Regions from separate parts of the Homo sapiens genome. Here region 2 is linked to region 1. The links are chromatin loops, found by intact Hi-C in ENCODE. Cell type or tissue: dorsolateral prefrontal cortex. All regions are shown on one strand. Links, peaks and the distances in the headings refer to the core of each region. The heading gives the core; the rest is flanking DNA.

The links. Hi-C counts contacts between places; a loop is a spot of excess contacts. Peaks named below come from ENCODE experiments on the same cell type or tissue, not always from the same donor. Only the 100,000 strongest peaks of a DNase experiment are listed, where the experiment ranks them.
Region 2: it touches region 1 in a loop (7-fold over the local background); 3 of 110 quality-filtered maps call a loop at or near these places.

The regions. Positions count from the first base shown.
Region 1 is chr11:77,038,190-77,040,992 of GRCh38, reverse strand. It overlaps B3GNT6 (UDP-GlcNAc:betaGal beta-1,3-N-acetylglucosaminyltransferase 6), which reads right to left. Exons shown (of 2, transcript NM_138706.5): 2 at 1-1,441. The coding sequence starts at 1,441. The coding sequence ends at 287. Among named protein-coding and RNA genes, the nearest start is that of ACER3-AS1, 3.9 kb to the right of the region's middle. In dorsolateral prefrontal cortex, for the core only: CTCF peaks have their summits at 1,155 and 1,355 (motif pointing right); a DNase peak (open chromatin) is centred at 1,376; H3K4me3 peaks cover 979 bases; H3K27me3 peaks cover 1,435 bases.
Region 2 is chr11:77,409,012-77,411,814 of GRCh38, reverse strand. All of the region lies in intron 1 of PAK1 (p21 (RAC1) activated kinase 1), which reads left to right. Among named protein-coding and RNA genes, the nearest start is that of PAK1, 64 kb to the left of the region's middle. RefSeq lists an enhancer at 177-296. In dorsolateral prefrontal cortex, for the core only: no CTCF peak of the experiment used is centred there; DNase peaks (open chromatin) are centred at 314 and 1,548; H3K4me3 peaks cover 2,059 bases; H3K27ac peaks cover 1,211 bases.

The DNA.
Region 1 (2,803 bases), core at 37-2,536:
TAGTCTAGCCGAGTGGTCCTCAGGCCTAGCTGCACATTCGCATCACTGGAGGAACTTAAAAAATACTTAACATGTCTGGGTCCACCCCAGACTAATCAAATCGAAACTTCGGGAGATGGAGCCAGGATGTAGGCATTTTCCACACCCCCCACCCCAGCTGATTTCAGTGCGCAGCTGGGGTTCAGGTGCACAGAGCTGGGCAGGACGTAAGGTACCCAGAGCGGGAAAGCTGCCTTCTCAGCATGGACATGGTTGGAGGCCCGGGGCTGAAGCCGCCCAACTGGCCTCAGGAGACCCGGTGTCCCCGGTCACAGCTGAGCGCGGGGCTGTGCAGCGCCTTCCACATGAGCAGCATCTCGTAGGGCGCGAAGCGGTGCACTAGCAGCAACTCGCGGTACATGCAGGGGTCGAAGGAGGACTGCTGTGCGCCAGGCAGCTGCACGCCGAAGGGTCGGATGCCCTCGTGGCCGCTGGGCGCCAGGCCGGCGCGCTCCAGACACATGCCCATGTAGGCGTCGTCGATGGGGAAGAGCGGGGTGTGGCGGGCGGCCGCGCGCAGGGCCCGGGCCGTGGGGCCGGACAGGAGGAAGCCGCCGCCGCTGCAGTACACCGGGTAAGCGGACCCGGGGAAGAGCTGCGGCGGCACGAAGTACTTGCTCCAGCTGTCGCGGATGGGCACGGAGCCCTCCATGAGCTGGCCGGAGAACAGGTGGCGGCCGGGTGGCTGCGCCTGCAGGAAGCGGACTACGTTGGCGGTGTGCACGAACACGTCGTCGTCGCCGCTGAGCAGAAAGCGCGCGTGCGGGCAGCGTGCAGCCAGCCAGTCGAGCAAGTGCAGGTGCTTGAGCGTGAGGTTGAGGAAGGTGTCCGCGAAGGCCCACTGCAGCACGTCGCCGTGCTCGCGCGCCTCCAGCGCCACCAGCTCCGCCAGCCGCTCCGCGCGCGCCTCGTCCTCGGGGCCCGGGGTGCCCAATAGAAAGAGGCGGCGCACTGGCCGCCCGCCGTAGCTGCGCTCTTGCCCCCACGTGCGCCGGATGAGCTCGCGTCGCTCGTAGTGCTCAGGCGCCGACTTCACCGCCAGGAGCAGGAACACGCCTCGGCCGCCGGCGCACTTGGCCGGTGCGTCCCAAAGCAGCGGGAAGTGGCGGCAGTGGCGGTACCGCAGGAAGTCCTGGATGCGCGCGGGCAGCTGCTCGAAGTCGGCCGTGGCGTTCGCCGAGGCGTTCGCCACGCACGGGGGCCCGGGGACGAGCTCCGAGGGCGGCTCGTCAGCCGCGGGAGCGTCGGTGGGACCCTCTGGCGTCTCCTCCTGCGGGGACCTCTCCTCCCGCGGGGACCTTGGCGCCTGGAGGAACCACTGCTGCAGTGCTAAGAAACTCACGCCCACCAGGAGGCAGGCCAGAGTCTTGGCAGTCAGGGACCTGCGGCAGGGAAAAGCCATCTGTGGGGGAAACCGAGTCAGAGGTGAGCCGGAAGTCGTCTTTGACACCGGCAGGACACCACCCGTACCCCGTCACTTCTCTCCCAGAACCCAGCTCCAGCCCCTTCTCAACTCTGCTGTTAAGTGGTAAAAAGGAATCAAAATCCAAGATTACACTGACGGTCTCTGGTCTCCCACACTCCGGACCGTTCCTCTGACCTTCAGATTTGAGTCTCTCTTTGCCTCCTGACAACACCGCCCCACAACCCGTCACATAGGCCCAGTGGACTCATCGTCTGAGTCTCCATCTTCCCCTGAACCCATACCCTGCTGTTCCCACCTCCGTTCACCTGACTACTCCAGCCAGAAGCCCCAGCCTTCTTCCTTGTCCTTCTCAGCTGCTACCTGCTCTCCGCATCCTGTTGATTCTGCGCCCTACATCCCTCTCATTTATTCCCTCCTCTCCGCCTCTGTCCAGCTCGGATCATCTCTAATCACTTCCCCTCGTTGCCTCCCGAGTCGAGGAAGCATGAGGTGATAGCACTGAACTCAGACCCAGAGCCGAATTCTGCCATCCCCACTTCCCCATCTGCACCGTCTGAACAGTCAGTTCCGATGGCTGGGTCTGAGTGTTCTCATCTGTGACGAAGGGTTAGTGAATTCCTACTGCAGGGCTGTTGTGAGCATGAAATGAGTATGAAGTGGCCAGTGACTGGGTGACACGGGTGATATGACCTTATGGGTGAGATGATCTCCACGGCATCCTCTAGCTCTGCCTCCTCATTCTACCTGCTGGTATTATTTGCTGTTCCCAAACATTCACCTTCAGGCCCTCTCCTGCATGTAGCCTGCCCAGGTGCACCTCAGGCCTGGCTTTTATGAAGACCCCCAGGACGAATCCCAGGTCAGAACAACCTTTCCCGTATTTAACTGTGCCCTGCTAAAAATTCAGTCACATCAGGTTCTGCATCTCAGACCGTTGGCTATTTATTTATTTGAGACAGGGTCTTGCTGTGTCACCCAGGCTGGAGTGCAGTGACACCATCATGACTCACTGCAGTCTTGACCACCTAGGCTCAAGCAGTCCTCCCACTTCAGCTTTTGGAGTAGTTGAGGCGCTCTACAGGAGCGTGCCACCACACCTGGGTCATTAAATTTTTTTTTTTTTTTTTTTCTGTAGAGACGGGTTCCCACTATATTGCCCAGTCTGGTCTTGAACTCCTGGGTTCAAGTGATCCTCCCACCTCAGCCCCGAAAAGTGCTGGGATTACAGGCATGAGCCACTGTGCCCCGTTCCTTCTCCCTCCTTAAAACAGACTCTACGCTCTCCTGCCTTTCCTCCTTTCTTTTTGACCATGTTTCTCAGTTCCCTTTGCTCAGTTC
Region 2 (2,803 bases), core at 249-2,748, 370 kb before region 1:
AAACAATCGCCAGAGATGCCGGGGCTAGCCTTCCCCACCAGGTAATGCCGGCCCTGCCTGGGGCTCCCCTAGCTGGGCCGGGTTCTGGGGGATCTCCGCCGGCTTTCGGAGAGTGGTGACACGGGGTCCAGTAGATTTTGAGGGGTGTCTTACTTTCCTCTTACCTTAAGGGACCCTAAATGAGAGAAAGGGCTGAGGGTGGAACCTTTAGATGAGCCCACCCAGGGCTAGGCCTGCACTGGAATCAGAGCTCTGCCCAGGGAAGGGTGTGAAGGGGAAGCTGCGCCTTTGGGGAACCGCTCAGCCTCAGAAGCTCTGCTCCTTTGCAAGCGCCCTTCTGCTTGGTGGCCAACGTGGTGCTTTCCTCTGCCTTGGCTTAGTCGCTGGCCTGCTGGGACTGTGGGGGCTTTTCTGTGTTAAGAGGTTGAGTGAACTGGGAGGGAGGAGACCTGGGGGGACTGGTCCTATTCAGACATCCTCTGTGGCTTGAGTTGCCATATCTGTGCAGTGAAGGACTTGACATTGTTTGTTACTCTGGCTTTTCCAGACTGTCAAACCATCTTTTGGAGAGGTGAGCTGGTTTAAAGTGCTAAAATGGGCTGCAGAGATGTCCCCCTCAACACTGTAGAAGAGAGGAGAACTTGGGAAGTAGACCTTGGTATCCTGTCTTCCAGCCAGCCTTTTGAATGGCATCTTGGTGGTTCTTCAGGGACAAAGCAGAGACTGAGAATGCTGATGCTTATTTTAGTGTGATGCGTAGGTGTGTTAGGTGTAGGGAGGTAGGGTTGGGAAGTAGAAGGTCAAGGTATGTTAATGATTCTAAACTGGCCAGTTTTTCTGTCCTTAGGTATAAAGTTGCGTTAAACTAGACTCTCTTCTCTGGAGCCCCTTCCTTATTCTGCTAAGTTAATGACAGACCTGGCTGTGGTAATATCTTAATCACTATAATTCTTTCCTTCTTTATTACCTGGCACCAAGAAGCTCATGTCAGGCCCGATAATAACCTACTTTGATTATTTTGGACCTCTTTCCTCCCCCTAGTTTTTTCATGACTCTACGTCTTCCTCTCCTCACTTTTCTTTCTATTTCCTCCTCCTGATCATTTTTCCTGCCCCCTGCCTACCTTTTCTCCCGCCGTCCCCTTCACCCTTCCTCCTCCCCTCATGCTTCCCCTTTTGTATTTCTCCCCCTGTGTAGCCAGTCTTTCCTTCCCTCTCTTGGATCCTCCCCCTCTTGATTAGGCTTTCTTCTCTTTTCTAAAATTTTTGGTTAAGCTTTCTTATTATTAGTAGGTTACTGGTTTGTAGAGACCTTTTCCTGTGTTTATGAGGTCCAAACATTGTTTTCTACCTAACTCACTTGCATCTAGCTTTTACCTCCAAATTCTATCTTCCCCAGGACCATTCTCTCTCTTTACTGCCTCTGTGCCTTGCCTTGGGCCTGCCAACAAGCACTCCCTCTTCCTGCATTTGTTTCCCATCTTTGCTGGTGGTGGTGGGGCAGCAAGCAGGTAGGCAGTAGGGAATAAGCAAGATGGGAAGTGGGGGGCCTGAGTGGGAGGAGAGCAAGAATGTCAAGTAGTGCTGGGCAGAGGCTCAAGTTCCCTTTAGTGAGATGAGTGACTGGGAGGACCAGAAACTCTGGCAGCTGTGAGATAGTGCTGATCTGGAGGAAAGGAGGTAGCCCAGGAAAGAAGAGGGAGGATAGCAGGGATGGGTTGGAGGGACAGGAGGAGGAGGAGGCCTGGAGGAGAAGACAGTGCTCTTTTGAAGAAGAGGGTGGCCTGGACAAGATAGTGGTTATTTGTGTGTAGAAAGAGAAAGATTATAGTCTGGGAAAGGGGACTATATAGGTTAATTATCTTCCCCTTTGATGACTGGCTTTTTGAACTGATTTCTACTCAGCAAATTTTTTTTTAGTTAAAAATTTTGAAAGAATTTACCATGTTTATCATGTTTAAGTGTACAGTTCAGTTTCAGTAAGTACATTTATATCTTTTTTTCCCCCTTCATCCTCCTCACTCCCTTTCCTGGCCTTTGGTAACCACCAGTCTACTCTGTATCATCATGAGATCTACTTTTTTTACCTCCTACATATGAGTGAGAACATGTGATATTTGTCTTCCTGTACCTGGCTTTTTTTTTACCTGAAAAAATGGTATCCAGTGTCATCCATGTTGCTGCAAATGACAGGATTTTATTCTTTTTTATGGCTGAATAATATTCCGTTGTGTGTATATATACATATATACACAAATATATATTGTGTATATACACATTTTCATTTTGGCTATTATGAATAGTGCTACAGGATTCATGGGAGTGTGATATCTTTCATATATTGATTTGCTTTCTTTTAGATATATACTCAGTAATGGAATTGCTGAATCATGATAGTTCTATGTTTAGTTTCTGAGGAACCTCCATGCTATTCTCCATAGTGGCTCTACTAATTTACATTTTCACCAACAGCATATGAGGGTTCCTCTTTCTCCCCATCCTTGCCAGCATCTGTTATTGCCTGTCTTTTTCTTTTTCTTTTCTTGAGACAGGGTCTTGCTCTGTTGCCCAGGCTGGAGTGCAATGGTACGATCATGGCCTACTGCAGCTTCAACCTCCTAGGCTCAAGCAGTCTCCTACCTCAACCTCTGAAGTAGTTGGGACTGCAGGCACATGTCAGCATGCCTGGCTAATAAAAAAAAAATTTTTTTTTTTTAGAAGTGTGGTCTCCTTATGTTGCCCAGAGTGGTTGTGAACTCCTGGGCTCAAGTGATCTGCCTGCCTTGCCCTCCCAAAGTGTTGGG